2 separate regions of the Homo sapiens genome follow, and region 1 is linked to region 2. Evidence: chromatin loops called from intact Hi-C (ENCODE). Cell type or tissue: PC-3. All regions are shown on one strand. Each heading gives the region's core, and the rest is flanking DNA. Links, peaks and the distances in the headings are about the cores only.

Region 1 (2,927 bases), core at 271-2,770, 190 kb before region 2:
ACACAGGAATAGAATATGGCACTAAATTATAAATGCTATTGATAAATACTAGTGATATATTTTAATATGTTGTAATAAATTATATTATATATATCTTATAACCAATATGTTATTAAGATTTACATGTAATATAGTTAAGCAATGAATACAAGGAAATTTTTTAGCCTGTATAGTGTCTCTGGCAAAAATGGGGTGTTAGGGTTTATTTAAAGCCCTTTCTTCAGGCCATTTCTATTTTTCTTTAGTATATAGATTTCATCATATATAGTATCCGTTGTCAGATTTAAGTCTTACTTGAAGCTGGGCTATCTTTCAATGTTGGCAGAATAGTAACACCATTAGTGGTACAATTTTAGGTGTGTCTAAAAGATCCTTTCCACTCCTAAAACTTATTGAGCTACTCACTGAAATTCCTTTAAAAATATCAAGGGATGAGGAGGATGGGGAAAGCTTAAAATTAAGGTTTAAAGTTAAAATTCCATCAGAGTAGTTGATACTGTGGCTTACATTCACAGTCACATATAAATGGAGTAACATTCCACTTCACTTCCTGGAAGTATATTTTAATCATGAGGAGATGAGAAAGACAGAAGGATTTGGACACGAAAGTTTGCATTGGCACCCTGGAAAAAAGACAGGGTTAAGGAAAGTAGGAGAGAGGGGACTGAGGATATATTTTATATATTTTACAGTTTTTCCTAGAACTGCCTCCATATTTAAGTATTTGCAAATAGATGAGAACTTTTATTTTCATAGAAAATGAAGTAGCATGTAACAGATAATGATTAACATCTATTATAACTTATAAGTGTTATACATTATAAAATTTTAAGAATGCACCAGCTGTATTGGGTATTTTCCCTGTACAGGTAAAAATCTAGTGCTAAACTCAACTTTCTTACTGAGTAGAGACAAATGAATCCTAAAGAAACCTTTCATAGACTATCCATAGTAACCATTAAAAGAAAATTAAACAAAAAATCAAGGTAATGATGATGAAAGCATGAAGAAAATATCACCATCCTAAGTTAAGTTGGCCTAAAGCACAATTTTTTCTAAGAAAGATGGACAGCTGCAAAATTCAGTAATCAATCTATATCATGAAATTTAATTAATCTTTGTTGATATGAAAAATAATTACACATTTAATGTGCTATTGCAAAGGCGCGTTTAATCTTGCCTGCCATTTGACAGCAACATTTTTCTTCTAAGAATCAAGGTAGCTTTTCAGTATTAGATATGTGCATGGCTTGAAAGATTAAGATCAAAGTGGAGTTTTTTTAAAAGGAGAACGTGGTAATGGTAGCAAAAACGCCTTAATTTTCTATATATATATATATATTTATCTCTGTCCATGAGATTCTTCCTCCCGCCCCCTCTCTCTTACAAATATTAATAAAAGGTGACATGGCAGAAGGGGAAGTTGATACATTCTAGATAACAAATTATATTTTATATGATAAATAATACAAACCATGTAAATTCTTCATAAGAAAGTTAAATATATCTTGATGCCTTTAGCTATTTGCTATATTTCCTTCAGTGTAAATTGCTGCCTGTAATTGCCGTGAATTCCATATTGCTTCTTTATGCCATTGTTGTTCAAAAATGAAGTGTGATTCATAAATTAGACATGCTAGTTGGCTAACCACTATTATTCCTCAACTATTTTAAATAATTTGCTTGCCTATGATTCATTCAGTAAATAAAAGAACTCTATCTGCTTGTTATTAATAAAAATTTAATATATCTAAGTTAGTCTTTTAATTCAAACTGACTAGAATGTCTTGTGAACTAATTGGTATTTTTATTAATTTAAAATTATGTGTCACTGGTGAGACTAAAATTATCCTAGCTTTTCTTCTTAATTATAGGGCTTGTTTTTACTCTAAAATTACTATGAAGTCTAATCTTAGTTTATTTTTATGTCTTGATTATTATATTTAATCTCCTCTTTGTTCTATCATGTCATCCAATTCCATAGTGTATATCATTGTAAAACATTTTTTAAACAATTTGATCTTATATTTGGTCTCCTCTTTGTTTCTATATGTCACCCAATTCAATAGTACATATTACTATAAAACATTTAAAAAAATCTATGAGGTTAGGACCTACAAACAAAAGGAAAATTGAGGCAGAAAGTTGACTTAAGTCTCTGTGTTCTCTTCTAGGAATATTCTGATCAGACAGTTCCACAGCTATTCTAACCAGCCACTATAACTTGCAAAGAGTGGTGAAATCGTTAGGAACTCCCCCTACACCCAAAGATACGATGTAGAAGTTAAGAACAAGGCTCTAGAGCTAAGTTCCCCAGGTCCAAATCCTGGCATTAGCACTTATAGTCTGCTTAATCTTAAAGAGATTATTTAACCTCCTTGTGCCTCTGTACTCACATCTCTATCAGGCATATACTGATAATACGTACTATGCAGCAAAAATTTGTTGAGTCCTTATTATGTGCCAGATACTGCTCTGGGTACTAAGGTATAATAGTGAAAAGCAGACAAAAAAATTTCTGGCCCTTGCCATAAGAATAGCATTATTCTAATTTCACAGATAAAGCTGCTGAGACACATAGAAGCCAAGTGCTTTATCTACAGTTACAAAATCATTAACCAGTAGGAGTCAGAGTGGGAACTCTGGCCCAAGAGTCTGATTACAGACCCGTAGTCTTAACACCTCTGCCGTGAAAATATTGGTCACTTCAGTCACCAATATCACATTCATATACACTATTTTCCTTAAAAGTTGCTTGGGAAATTCTAGTTTCCAGTTGTTATGTTAAAAAATAATACTTTATTTTCCTTAAAAGTTGCTTAGGAAATTCTAGTTTTCAATTGTTATGTTAAAAAATAATAATTTATTTTCATGAGAGAGAATATTAACTGTTTTTATAATTAATATGAAGAAAAATTATAACTTTC
Region 2 (2,927 bases), core at 130-2,629:
TGCTGTTGGTGGGAGTGTAAATTAGTTCAACCATTGTGGAAGACAGTGTAGTGATTCCTTAAGGATCTAGAATTAGAATTACCATTTGACCCAGCAATCCCATTACTAGGTATATACCCCAAGGATTATAAATCATTCTACTCTAAAGACACATACACATGTATGTTTATTGCAGCACTATTCACAATAGCAAAGACATGGAACCAACCCAAATGCCCATCAATGATAGACCGGATAAAGTAAATGTGGCACATATACACCATAGAATACTATGCAACCATAAAAAAGGGTGAGTTCATGTCCTTTGCAGGGACATGGATGAAGCTGGAAACTGTCATTCTCAGCAGACTAACACAAGAACAGGAAACCCAACACCTCATGTTCTCACTCATAGGTGGGAGTTGAACAATGAGAACACCTGGACACAGGGAGGGGAACATCACACACTGGGGCCTGTCGGAGGTGGGGGGCTAGGGGAGGGATAACATTAGGAGAAATTCCTAATGTAGATGACGGGTTGATGGGTGCAGCAAACCACCCTGGCACTTGTATAGCTATGTAACAAACCTGCACATTCTGCACGTGTATCCCAGAACTTAAAGCATAATAAAAGAAGGAAGGCAAGGAAGGAAGGAAGGAAAGGAAGGAAGGAAGGAAAGGAAGGAAGGCAGGCAGGCAGCCAAGAACATGTAAACAAATATCTGTGGCTTTACAAAAACACAGGAAGAATAGATGAGAAATCATGACATTGTTTACTCACACAGGATTGGCTAGAATGTGTGGAACAAAGGAGGGAAGAAAATTCCCTGAGTATACGTTTTCAGATCTTTTTAATATTCTTTAATTTTTTCTTTTATCCGCTTTTAAGTTCTGGAGTACATGTCCAGGATGTGCAGATTTATTACACAGGTAAACGTGTGTCATGGTGGTTTGCTGCACAGGTCAACCCCATCACCTAGGTATTAAGGTCTAGCATCCACTAGCTGTTCTTCCTGATACTCTCCCTAATATTCTAATACCAAATAAATGTAATTAAGCCAGCAAGGATGGGAAGGGGGTAGGGGGTGGGGAAGACTCATATTAAAAGCAAACTCATCTCTAAACCAGAAATAATAGCAATATCTATACAAGTAAATACATGTACTCAGAACAGTGCCTACTACATGTAAACACTGAACAGGTGTTAGCAACATTGCCATTATTGTGTTAGTATATTAGGTACCTGGTGCTACCGGCAAAACCAGTTTATCATCCAACTGTCTCCAGTGTTGCTACTCAAAGTTTGGTCCTCCAGTAGCCTATCAGGATCACCCAGGGGCCTGTTAGAAAGGCACATCTCAGACCCCACCCCAGACCTACTGAATCAGAATCTGCGTTTTTAACGGGATCCGCAGGTGATTCCTATGCACATTAAAGTGTAAGAAGTACTGGGCTACAGACAGGTATGTGACAAAATAATTTCATAGGATGGCAAAGGCCAAGTGGCAAATGAAGGACACCAGAAATGCACGTCCCAGGAGCCCAACTCCTCCTTAGTAAATTACCCTATTAAGATTTGTTTAGAGATGTTCAAAAGCGTGGAGAAAAGCAAATTTGGTTTCCTCAGCTAGGGACGCGGAGAGTGGTCTGGTGCCCTTGAAGAGATCGCCCTCGTGTGGAGTAGGGAGGGAATCTCTAGCCTTTCCTCTCGGATGAAGAACAGCACCAGCGCTCCCAGCCAAAGGCCTGGCCCAGGTTCTGGAGGTGGGGTCTCCTTGGCAGAAGCCTCTGGTGTCTGCAGGCGTGCATTTACAGCTTTAAGACCAAACAGCTAGTCCGCCACGTGTCACTACAGTGTGCACGCGCAGAAATGCACAAAGCAAAAAAAAAAAAAAAGATGCTCTTAATGAACCAACTATAATCCTTGCTAAGGCATAAAGCCAGAGGGAAGTATGTATCTGAAATCATTTTCTACCCCTCACCCTCTTGGAGCCCGGCACTCTGGCTGCGGTGCTCTCTTGTATCCCAGTTGCTAGATGCAAAACAAGCTATTTCCTATCTAATTTTTTTTTTTAAGAGACGGAGTCTCGCTTTGTTGCCCAGGCTGGTCTCAAACTCCTGGACTCAAGCAATTCTCCCAGCTTGGGGTAACGTGTTACATTATTCTACTTAATAAAAAGCAAAAGTTGTTTTATAAATTCTAACTTAAATGCCCAGAAAATAACTTATCATGCATTGCCTTGTCGTGCAATAGTCAATATTTGCAAACCAAGTGTTAACCAAAGGCAGTTCATCAAAGATTTTTGAAAATTAAAAAAAAAAAAAAACTCATACTCACATTGTCCTCAGGATTTCCTGTTTTCGAAATGTTCCTGTACGAATCGGAGTCTCTATAATGATTGTAATTGAAAAGATAAGTCAGGTTTTTTGTGTTTTTTTTTCATTTTAAAATCATAATACGCAATGTTTTCCACTTGAACGCTATACCTTGTGTATTGTGCTTGCTTCAGCCTCGAGCCTCTACTGATGTTCCACCTCAAGGCGACAGGAATGCCACCTGGAGAAACTCCTGGGCGGTATGGGAAGAAAGCCGGTCTCATCAGAGTATATTTGCGGGGATCGACGACCAAGGTGTTAAATTCCAAGCACGCTTTGGAAAGTTCTAGGTGCTTGGGAAGAGATCCGTAGGCGGCAGGGATGCCCGCGCCCCGGCGTCCCAGCGCGGAGGGTGGCGGCGGGGCCTGGCCCTAGCGGGGCGGGGCGGGCTCGGGTTACCGGGAGTCGCGGGGCGCGGCCGGCACTGCCCGCGGCGCCTCCTCCTAGAGCCGCACCTGGAGGCAGCGCGCGCGTCGAAGAGGCAGCGGCTGTGGAGCGCGGCGGGGCGGCTCCGCCCAGGGCAGCCCGGGCTGGTGAGTGCGCGCGGGCGGCCGCGGGGCCGGGGGTCGCGG

What was found. Peaks named below come from ENCODE experiments on the same cell type or tissue, not always from the same donor. Only the 100,000 strongest peaks of a DNase experiment are listed, where the experiment ranks them.
Region 1: it touches region 2 in a loop (7-fold over the local background); 1 of 110 quality-filtered maps calls a loop at or near these places.

Annotation. Positions count from the first base shown.
Region 1 is chr7:103,631,890-103,634,816 of GRCh38, reverse strand. The region is part of intron 19 of RELN (reelin); the gene reads left to right. Among named protein-coding and RNA genes, the nearest start is that of SLC26A5, 190 kb to the right of the region's middle. In PC-3, for the core only: no CTCF peak of the experiment used is centred there; a DNase peak (open chromatin) is centred at 1,626; H3K27ac peaks cover 2,421 bases.
Region 2 is chr7:103,446,059-103,448,985 of GRCh38, reverse strand. SLC26A5-AS1 (SLC26A5 antisense RNA 1) reads right to left here. Exons shown (of 4, transcript NR_110141.1): 1 at 2,467-2,927; 2 at 2,318-2,369. It overlaps SLC26A5 (solute carrier family 26 member 5), which reads left to right and starts at 2,779. Exons shown (of 20, transcript NM_198999.3): 1 at 2,779-2,888. RefSeq lists a silencer at 2,704-2,773 and an enhancer at 2,830-2,927. In PC-3, for the core only: CTCF peaks have their summits at 1,439 and 1,640; a DNase peak (open chromatin) is centred at 1,655; H3K4me3 peaks cover 1,658 bases.